Regions from separate parts of the Homo sapiens genome. Here region 2 is linked to region 1. Evidence: read pairs that join two places in POLR2A ChIA-PET (ENCODE). Cell type or tissue: OCI-LY7. All regions are shown on one strand. Each heading gives the region's core, and the rest is flanking DNA. Links, peaks and the distances in the headings are about the cores only.

What was found. ChIA-PET counts read pairs that join two places held together with the same protein. Peaks named below come from ENCODE experiments on the same cell type or tissue, not always from the same donor. Only the 100,000 strongest peaks of a DNase experiment are listed, where the experiment ranks them.
Region 2: POLR2A ChIA-PET joins it to region 1 with 10 read pairs; 4 of 35 experiments call an interaction of 5 or more read pairs at or near these places.

The regions. Positions count from the first base shown.
Region 1 is chr13:30,548,451-30,553,833 of GRCh38, reverse strand. It overlaps a transcript of HMGB1 not described here and the pseudogene PTPN2P2. Among named protein-coding and RNA genes, the nearest start is that of USPL1, 67 kb to the left of the region's middle. In OCI-LY7, for the core only: CTCF peaks have their summits at 2,239 and 2,446; a DNase peak (open chromatin) is centred at 2,453.
Region 2 is chr13:30,451,161-30,456,543 of GRCh38, reverse strand. No RefSeq gene overlaps it. Among named protein-coding and RNA genes, the nearest start is that of HMGB1, 12 kb to the left of the region's middle. In OCI-LY7, for the core only: a CTCF peak has its summit at 2,530 (motif pointing left); a DNase peak (open chromatin) is centred at 2,533; H3K27ac peaks cover 2,884 bases.

The sequences.
Region 1 (5,383 bases), core at 147-5,146:
CATATGGGCTTACATCTCTGTATCTATTTCGATTTCTGTTTTCTGGAAACTTGGCCACTCTATGAAGATAGTCATGGGACTCATTTCGAATTTCCAAGTACGGCAGCTGCCAGCGATGCTGAGCATCCAACTCCTTGAACTCCCGCTCAATGATGGTGGGCATGGCTGGGACAAATAGTGAATCTTAAGAGAAATGGAAGAGTGAGGTTGGCTCCTAAGCTGGACAGACACTCAATGTGGTTTATTATAGTCAATCATTACTCAAGGAAGTTGTATATATTCTATTCATATATATATTTGGTAAATTTCTAATTACCATACCCCTATGAAGTCATTACCATACTCCTATAAAGTATTATCTTCATTATAAAGTGAAGAGAGTGAGGCTGAGAGAAGTTAAATTATGTGCCCAAGGTCATGGCTAGTGAATGAGCAAACTTGGTTTCAAAGTCAGGTCTGTCTGGCTCCCAAGCCACCAGTCTTTTACGTTACCACATTGTCTTAGTCTGGGCTCTCCCGAAAGCAAAGCCTGTACAAACAACTTGGAGGTAGGTAGGGAGTTTATTTGGGAATGTGACACCAAGGAATAGACTGTGATAAGACAGAAGAATGACCCCCCGGAAGGAGAGAAAGCCAACCCAAGGGTCCCTTTCAAATTGGCAACCATTATGAATATCTGCTACTTGATCCTGTGGGAGCTTCTGAGGAACCTTTTAACATGCATCTCAGAATTGGCCACCCTGGGCTAAAAATGAGACAAGCATTTTTTCTATGAGCTCCTGTCCCTCAGTGGTCAGGGCAAGCTTACAGGCCTTAACTGTCCTGCATTTCCAGATTGTCCATATCTGAGTGCCAAGTGGTTCCCATGGGACTCCTGTGTCACAGCTCCAATGTAGCCCTGGGGCCAGAAACTAGGGGCAGAGGCCAAAAGCAGGTGCTGTGAGGTTGCATCCGCACAAGGTAGAAGAAGCCCACAGAGACCTGGGTACCATAGCAGTGTTTGAAATAAGAGGTGAAATTGAGAACACGTGATATATTGCTCAGAATGTTTAGAGACACATGACCAGTTACAATGAGAGAGTGGAATGAGAATCTTCAATGTCTCATCATGCATTCATTCATTCATTTATCCATTCAGTCACCAACGAATGCTGGGTAGTATATGAAGTGATAGAAGAATTAAAATGGGTCTAGCTGAGTCTCAGATACGACAGAAAAGAAAATAGACAATATGATAGTGTGTGCTAAGTGCTTCAATAGAAGTATACAAAAAGGTAGTAAAAGTATCGAAGAGAGATACCCAGTGTATTCTGTGTGTGGACAGAGAGGGGGTGTGGGGAGAAGGGAGGTCATTTTCCTAGAGCTTAGTCTTGAAAGATAAATAGAAGTCAGCCAACTGAGGAGAAATATGAGCATCAACTCTATATTCAAATTAAATTTTAGTATTTCAATATTAAATTTCCTAAGTATGATCCTTGTGGTTATGTAAGAGAGTGTCCTATTTTTAGGAGATACTTGCTGAAAAATTTAAGAGTAAAGTGTCATAATGTCTGCAACTTACTCTCAAATGATTCAGCAAAGTAAATATTTGGGGATGGGGAAAAGCAAGTGAACACAAATGTAGCAAAATGTTAATAACTGGTGAATATAACTAAAGGATATGTGTGTGTTTATTGCACTAATCTTACAACTTTTTTAAATTTTCTGAAATAAAAAAAGGAGAGGAGAAAATTAATTGAGGGCCATGGGCAGGGGTTGGGGAGGAGCAGTCTGGGATGGGCTTGTGAGAGGGACACCAATACCTGAGGACGCTTGGGGCATTTTTAAAATTGCAGCGATTGGCCAGGTGCAGTGGCTCACACCTGGAATCCCAGCACTTTGGAGGCCAAGGCAGGAGGATCGTTTGAGACCAGTCTGGGCAACAGAGCAAGACCCCGTCTCTACAGAAAATACAATATTAAATAGCCAGGCATGGTGGCACATGGCTGTGGTCCCAGCTACTCAGGAGGCTGACGTGGGAGGATTGCTTAAGCCCAGGAGTTTGAGGCTGCAATGAACTATGATCGCACCACTGCACTCCAGCCTGGGCAACAGAGCAAGACCCTGTCTCTAAGAAAAGTAAATAAATTGCAGTGGTTAGTGGGACACCATGGGACATAAATGCTCATGATAGAGAAGCAACAAAAATGAGACAAGAAAAGGGAGTGATCTGTGCTAGAGTGTTGGGCTGCATCCTAGAGGCCTGGGTGACATTGAATAATTTCATGCATCTTTTGTGTTTAAATGGTCACTTTAGCAGCAGTTTAATGAGAATGGATTAGAAAAGGCCAAAACTGTGGCAAGAAGTTTAGTTTTTATGTTATGGTATTTAAGGTTACAGGTTCTATAGGCCTACCGGAAAATGGTGCCAAGATAAAGTGAAGACAGCTTTGAAACTGCAGAGGGCAGAAGAGTCAACAGGACTTGGCAATCCCCTATACTCAGTGAGTTCCTAAGATGGACTTGGTTCAGTTCAGTGATGAGCCTTTTAAACCCCAAAGAGAAGGAAGACTTGCGGAGGAAAAAAATTAGTTTTAGAATGTATTTAACCATGAAATAATGAATTAAGGTGCTTAGTTTATACATCAGGGGTTTATTTATCTTTTATCACCATAACTAGTACTGCTTGCATTATAGTAGGTATTCGATAAAATTTTTTAAACTGTGTTTAGAAATCATGATAGTAGATGGTAAAATGCTTTCTTCAGTTGCTGATACTCGGGGGAAATATGTTGTATATTTTAATGTTTTCTCCCTGAGGGCTAAGCATTTGGTGAACATCTGTCTCCTAACACCTGTTGGGCTGGTTTACCTGGCAATCTAAAGTGAACATGTGCCAGGGTAGTGCCACTTAAAGTACCTTCACTTTTTAGAATCTATCAGATGTGTTTAGAATCAGTTTTGTCTTCCACCAGCTAGTTTTCTCAGTTTAGAAAGTACATGTATTTCTACTTCTTAGTAAATGTAATATATGACACATGAATTTAAAGAACGTACAAAGTAGGAAACATTTATATTTCATACAACTTGAATTTTCAAATGCAAAAATTTCCTCTTGGGAGTGAGTCTTATGTTTTGGAGCAGGAATGACAGAACAGATATGGTACCAAAGCCAAGCTCACCTAGATATTGCAGACACACAGGCAAAAGAGGAGGTGGCCCGAGTGTGTCATCCGAGGGTCCCTCGGCATGGGAGCAGTTCCTCTGGTGGGTAGTGAACTGAGCAAAGAGGCAAATGAATGATAGGTAGTTACACAGAGAGAATCCCTACATTAAGGAAGTACGACAAACACGAGGACTCGATTTAGATTCTATGTCTAAGAGCCTTCCTTTGACATCCCTCCCCACCATGTCAGGGAGGATATGTACTCTCATTCCATTCAGTCGTTAGCACTGCTCACACTGGTAATAGCTTCTCGTTGTCTGCTTTCCTCTTTGGACTTTAGATAGCCCCTTGAAAGCCACCCACCTTTGTGTTCCCAGTGTTTAGATTGGTCCCTAGCACAATGTCAGTGTTCTGTAACTTTTACATACATGAATGAACAAATGGACAAATGAACATACATGACTTCCTAAAAGGATGTCATAGCTCCTGATAGTCATGACAGCACTAGTATTAACCTTTGTTTTGTAATGAGTTTCAATTTAATGTTAAGGAAAATATAGGATTTTAAAAACTAGTACACACACATACACATATTCCAGAGTCTTTCTAGTGAGTTTGAATATTAATTTATAAAAGAATCTAACATCACATGCTTTAAAAAATAGTGTTTGTGGCCAGGTGTGGTGGCTCATGCCTGTAACCCCAGCACTTTGGGAGGCTGAGGCAGGCGGATTACTTGGGGTCAGGAGTTCCAGACCAGCCTGGCCAACATGGCAAAACCCCGTCTCTACTAAAAATACAAAAATTAGCCAGGCGTGATGGCGGGCGCCTGCAATCCCAGGTACTCGGGAAGCTGAGGCAGGAGAATTGCTTGAACCCGAGAGGCGGAGGTTGCAGTGAGTCGAGATCATGCCACTGCATTCCAGCCTGGCGTGCAGGCTGAGATGGAGCAAGACTCCATCTCAAAAAAAAAAAAACAAACAATTAGTGTTTGTGCCAGGCACAGTGGCTCATGCCCGTAATCCCAGTACTTTGGGAGGCCGAAGCAGGAGGGTCTGTTGAGGCCAGGAGTTCAAGACTAGCCCGGGCAACATAGTGAAGCCCTGTCCCTACACACACACACACAAAAAGTACAAAAATTACTCAGACATGGTGGCCTGCACCTGTAGTCCCAGCTACTCAGGAGGCTGATGCAGGAGGACCACTTGAGCCCAAGAGCTGCAGTGAGCTGTGATTGTGTACTGCTCTCAGCCTGGGCAACAGCGTGAGAATCTGTTTATTACTCTGAACACTATCACTATTACTGTAAGAGTGATAGAGTTTATTACTAAGTTGTTGTTTTAGAATCTGTCAAATACAGAGATGCTGCCCCAATCTGGTCAGACATTCGTATTTATTTATTTATTCAGACAGCATCTCACTCTGTCACCTAGGCTGGAGTTCAGTGGCTCAATTACGGCTCACTGCACCCTTGACCTCCTGGACCCAAGCGAGCACCTGAGTAGCTGGGACCACAGGTGTATACCAGCATGACCAGCTATTTTTCTTATTTTTTGTAGAGATGGGGTCTCACTCTGTTGCCCAGGCTGGTGTTGAACTCCTGGGCACAAGAGTTCCTCCTACTTGGCCTCCCAAAGTGTTGAGATTACAGGTGTGAGCCATTGCACCCAGCGTCTCTGATTCTTTTGATTCCATTGAAACTAAAGTTTCAGTACATCAAGAAAGAAAGCAGCCCAAAGGAACTCACACCGTCCCTTTATTCACTATCAGGGACAATGTTAATAGGGACCGCTTCCAGCTGTCTGCACAATGTCCTTTACTGTCCAAGACCAGCACTTCCAAGATAGCGTGGTTCATTTGGTCTTAGGAACAGATACTGAGGAGTTGGTCCATAACCCACAGCAAAGCTCTGCAGGCACCTGATACCATGGAGAGGTGTTCTGACATTCTTATACGTCCCCCAAGGCAGAAACTGTAGGTTCTGAGTGACATCTCATCATAATTAGTGGAAGCATTAAGAGGCAAGCAAGCATAATTCTGGGCAGAGAAGGGCTCCCATCATAAGAATTTTGCAAACCGCATACTCTTTTATTTTGTAACAATGCTTGTAATTTATCTTTTGGAAAGAGGCACACAGATCTTGATGTAACTTGTGTAATAGACACTGTTCGCTAATGAAATATCCTTTTCAAATGAAAGGAAAATATTAGTTTCCTAGTCAGGTGCTGTATTAGTCCA
Region 2 (5,383 bases), core at 253-5,252, 97 kb after region 1:
TAAACTGCTAAACTATTTCTCAAACTCCTGGCCTCAAACTATCCTCCCTCCCTCCTCGGCCTTGTTGCTGAGATTACAGGCGTGAGAACCACAGTTCCTGGCCTAAACTGCTAAACTATTTCTCTAAAGTTACTGCAGTAACTAAATAAGTAATCCACTGTGTGAAAATGAGGAGGTTCTTTCTCATTTTGATATACTCTGTCCTAAATGGAAGTATGTGGTAGTTTTTTGGTTGGTTTGTTTTATTCTGGGGAGGGTCTTTTCTAGCAGAGATTCTATGTCAATCTTACAGAAGCTGCAGCCAACAGTTTTGGAAATGCAAGTTGTTCAATAAGGTGTAGCAAAAGGAGAAATGTGTGGCCCAGATACTAGCCTTTAGGAGACAAGTGTTTGGAAAGGCAGAATGGATTCTGAGGATTTGCCTTAAATGGAATAAAGTTCACCAGTTCCTTGCTGGAGATGATACTTTATGGCAAAGGACATACTCCAAATGTGCTTATAAATGAAATTGTATTTATATGCTCAAAGTGAAATTAAGCTGGCCGGGCGCAGTGGCTCACGCCTGTAATCCCAGCACTTTGGGAGGCTGAGGCGGGCGGATCATGAGGTCAGGAGATTGAGACCATCCTAGCTAATACGGTGAAACCCCCTCTCTACTAAAAATACAAACAAATTTTCCGGGCGTGGTGGCGGGCGCCTGTAGTCCCAGCTACTTGGGAGGCTGAGGCAGGAGAATGGTGTGAACCTGGTAGGCGGAGCTTGCAGTGAGCCGAGATCGCGCCACTGCACTCCAGCCTGGGTGACAGCGAGACTCCAACTCAAAAAAAAAAAAAAAAAAAGTGAAATTAAGCTTAGTTCCTTAGCGTTACATAGAATCTCTCATTAGAGGCTTTACCGTATTTTGTTTGTTAGCTTTTGCTTTTTGGGTTTTTTTCTCCTTTTCACAGGTGTTGACTGTACCCTGGTTTTGTTTATTGGGTTTCAATTAGAGCTTATTTTATAAAGTGATCTGAACATAACCAAGTAAGAGAATAAAAAACCCTAAAATAAAATAAGGATCTGTTGAGTGTGAGAGAGTGCTCCTAAAGATAAAGAAAAACAAGATGCTCAGTTGCCACAGCCTCAGGTGCCACTGTAATCCCTGGAAGAGATGAAGAGTAAGAACTTGGAGGCTACTCAAAGCAAAGATATTGCAGCTCCCCCACCCCTACACCCCAAGCCCCATTTCCCCAGGCCTTGCTCTGCCACCTGGAATCAGCCTGGCTGGGGCTTGGGCACAGGGAATGGGGCTAGGCACACTTAGGCTCAGAAGCAGAGAGGCTGACCAGAGAGCCTGTTTTCAGGGAGGGACAGAATAAGGCATAGCACTAGTGTAAGGTCCTAGCACATTACAGGCGAAGGGGGTCTAAGGGCTACCGTAGTCTAATCTGTGCATTTTTACAGAGTAGTGGACAGAGGCCCATAGGGATTCAGAGGCTTGCTCAAGGACAAATGGCAGTATCAAAACACTCTAGCAGCACCAGGCTCACAGTAGGTGCAAAAAAGATGTGAGCTCTTTCCCCTTCCCTTAAGGACAGCAACAAAAAGGCTGGAAAACTTCCTCATTGCCCCTCACTTCCAGGCCTGGGTTCTTCTGCTTTGGCTACAATTTTTGCTATGCTAGGATAGCCAGTACATTCTGCCATCACTGAGGTTCTTCTCTGGCTTTCTCCTTTGATTTACTTGGACAGAACATTTCTGAACTGAACCAAACCAAACCAAACAAAAATACTCCCAGTCATGTAGAAAGTTATAGGCTATCTGATTCTAAAGGGCTGGTAATCACTAATATAATAGATGCTGCTTAGGACTGTAGCCTGATCTTCTGGAAGTAGAAGCAAGATGCAATATGCTACACACGACAATAACTTTTGAAAAATCGGTTGCCCTTATTATGAATGAAACTTACATTATTGAAACAAAATAAATAAGAAAACAAAAACCTGTAATTCTACCAGTCAGCAAGACTATTACCATATTATGTGCCCTTCCAGTTTCTATATATAACATGTAATATATATAGATATATAGATATAGATAGATTTTAAAAATTGAGGTGAGACTCATATAACATAAAATTAACCTTTTTTTTTTTTTTTTTTTTGAGACGGAGTCTCGCTCTGTCACCCAGGCTGGAGTGCAGTGGCGCGATCTCGGCTCACTGCAAGTTCCGCCATCCGGGTTCACGCCATTCTCCTGCCTCAGTCTCCCGAGTAGCTGGGACTACAGGTGCCCGCCACTGCGCCCAGCTAATTTCTTGTATTTTTAGTAGAGACGGGGTTTCACTGTGGTCTCGATCTCCTGACCTCGTGATCCGCCTGCCTCGGCCTTCCAAAGTGCTGGGATTACAAGCCTGAGCCATCGCTCCCAGCCCATTCATTCGTTTTTAAGGCTGAATAATATTCTATTGTGTGTATATACCATAATTCCTTATTCATTCATCCAGTGATAAGGTCTTAGGCTGTTTCCACCTTGTGGCTATTGTGAATAATGCTGCTATGAATGTGCGTGTACATGTATTTGTTTGAGTTCTTGTTTTCAATACTTTGGGTATATATCTAGGAGTGGAATTGTCGGGTCATATGGTAATTTTATGACTAGCTTTTTAAGGAACTGCCAAACTGTTCTCCACAGCAGCTGCACCACTTCACATTCCCACCAATGATGTATGAGGGTTTCAATTTCTCTACAACCTTGCCAGCACTTCCTATTTTCTATTTTTTAAAATTATAGCCATCCTAGTAGGTGTGAAGTGGAATCGCATTGTGATTTGATTTGTGTCTCCCTAATGACTGATGATACTGAGTGTCTTTTCATGTGTTTATTGGCCATTTGTATGCTTTGGAGAACTAATTCAAGTTCTTCACCCATATTTAAATTGAGTTGTCTTTTTGTAGTGTTGTGTGCATATAGATATACATACATATATATGTTTTAAAAAATGTTAATAATTTAAAAATACTGCATTTGTAAGCTGCTTTTTCTACTTCACAGTCTATCTTGAACAAAAGTCTATGTCAGCTGGGCACAGTGGCACACACCTATAATCCCAGTACTTTGGGAGGCCAAGGCAGGCGCATCACTTCAGGCCAGGAGTTTGAGACCAGCCTGGCCAACATGGTGAAAGCTTGTCTTTACTATAAATACAAAAATTAGCCAGGTATGGTGGCATGCGCCTATAGTGCCAGCTACTCAGGTGACTGAAGCACAAGAATCGCTTGAACCTGGGAGGCGGAGGTTGCAGTGAACTGAGATGGTGCCACTACACTTCAGCGTGGGCAACAGAGTGAGATCCTGTCTTTAAAAAAATTTAAAAAGTCGGCCGGATGCGGTGGCTCACACCTGTAATCCCAGCACTTTGGGAGGCTGAAGCGGGTGGATCACCTGAGGTCAGGAGTTCGAGACCAGCCTGGCCAACATGGTGAAACCCCGTCTCTACTAAAATACAAAAATAAACTGGGCATGGTGGTGGGTGCTTGTAATCCCAGCTACTTGGGAGCCTGAGGCAGGAGAATTGCTTGAACCCAGGAGTCGGAGGTTGCTGTGAGCCGAGGTCGCACCATTGCACTCTAGTCTGGGCAACAAGAGTAAAACTCCATCTCAAAATAAATAAATAAATAAATATAAATATTAAAAAAGTCTATGTCATCATATATTCTTATTCTGCTGGGCATTATTTTAAGTGCCTGAATGTAAAATACCATAAATTATTCAATCAATTCCATATTATTAGACATTTAGTTTATGATTTTTTACTGTTACATATAAGGTTAACATGACTATCCTTTCTTTATGCTCACACCTTTGCCCATAATTATTTTCTTAGGATATAAATATATTCCTCAAAGGGAAATCACTGAATCAAAAGATGAGCCAAATTTGGTGAATTTTACCAAGCTACCTTTGGAAAGTTTTCACCCAAATGTAACAACTTTTTAAAAGGCTATTCAGACAATTTTACATAGAAGGGATACAAAATAGGGTCATGGTTTCTAAGATTTTATAAAGGTTCAAGCCTACAACAGTGGGGGGAATCGTGAAAGGAGTAAACCTTCAAAAGCAAGCAGATAAAAAGCCTGAAAAACTTGGAAAACCATTGGATTGAAATGTCCATTCCTCTTTATACTTCTGTTACCTTACTACTTTTCAGGTTGGAGATTAACAGAAAGAGCTTTTATATTCAAGTAATTGCAGAACTGCAAAAAGTGAATGCCTAGATCAATTGGAATTGGTAGAAAAACTGAAAATTTTGCACGAGCATTAGAGCTTTTTTGCTTTTTACTTCATTGTGTCACTGTACTTTGTAAAAACCTACATAATCTCCAAAATTTACTAATTAGTAACTGTATCAGATTTTTTTTCTTTAAATAAGGTTAAATAACAACATTTTCACATACTGTTTTAAAACCAAGACGTAGATCAACATTCTTTCAGGCATTTAACAGTGGCCAATAGGCCAACATGAAACTGAATTAATTATGTATAATTTATCCTCTAGACAATCCCATAGGAATCTTTTTCATACATTGATGAGTAATGGATTTTACCCTACATAGGTCACTGAAAAGCAGTGTAAATTTCATGGCTTTTTTGTGTTTGTTTGTTTTTTTTCTGAGATGGAGTCTTGCTCTGTCGCCCAGGCTGGAGTGCAGTGGCACAATCTCAGCTCACCGCAACCTCCGCCTCCTAGGTTCAAGCGATTCTCCTGTCTCAGCCTCCTGAGTAGCTGGGATTACAGGTGCCTGCACCATTCCTGGCTAATTTTTGTATTTTTTAGTAGATACGGGGTTTCACCATGTTGCCAGGCTAGTCTCAACCTCCTGACCTCAAGTGATCCGCCCGCCTCGGCCTCCCGGAGTGCTGGGATTATGGGCGTGAGCCACCATGCCTGGCCTCATGTTTCTTTTAAGCACTTAACTTTTAGAAGGCAGCATTGCAAACTTTCACGTCTGAATTTATATATATTGAGCTTCTATAGATAATTACAGTGTACCTTTAGAAATAATATTGATTTTGGCCAGGCGCAGTGGCTCACACCTGTAATCCCAGCACTTGGGGAGGCCAAGGCAGGCGGATCACGAGGTCAGGAGATCGAGACCATCCTGCCCAACATGGTGAAATCCCCGTCTCTACTAAAAATATAAAAATTAGCTCGGCATGGTGGCATGCACCTGTAGTCCCAGCTACTCGGGAGGCTTAGGCAGGAGAATCGCTTGAACCCGGGAGGCAGAGGTTGCAGTGAGCCAAGATCACACCACTACATTCCAGCCTGGGCGAAAGAGTGAAACTCTGTCTCAAAAATAAATAAATAAATAAATAAAAATATAAAACTTGGGAGTTTTTA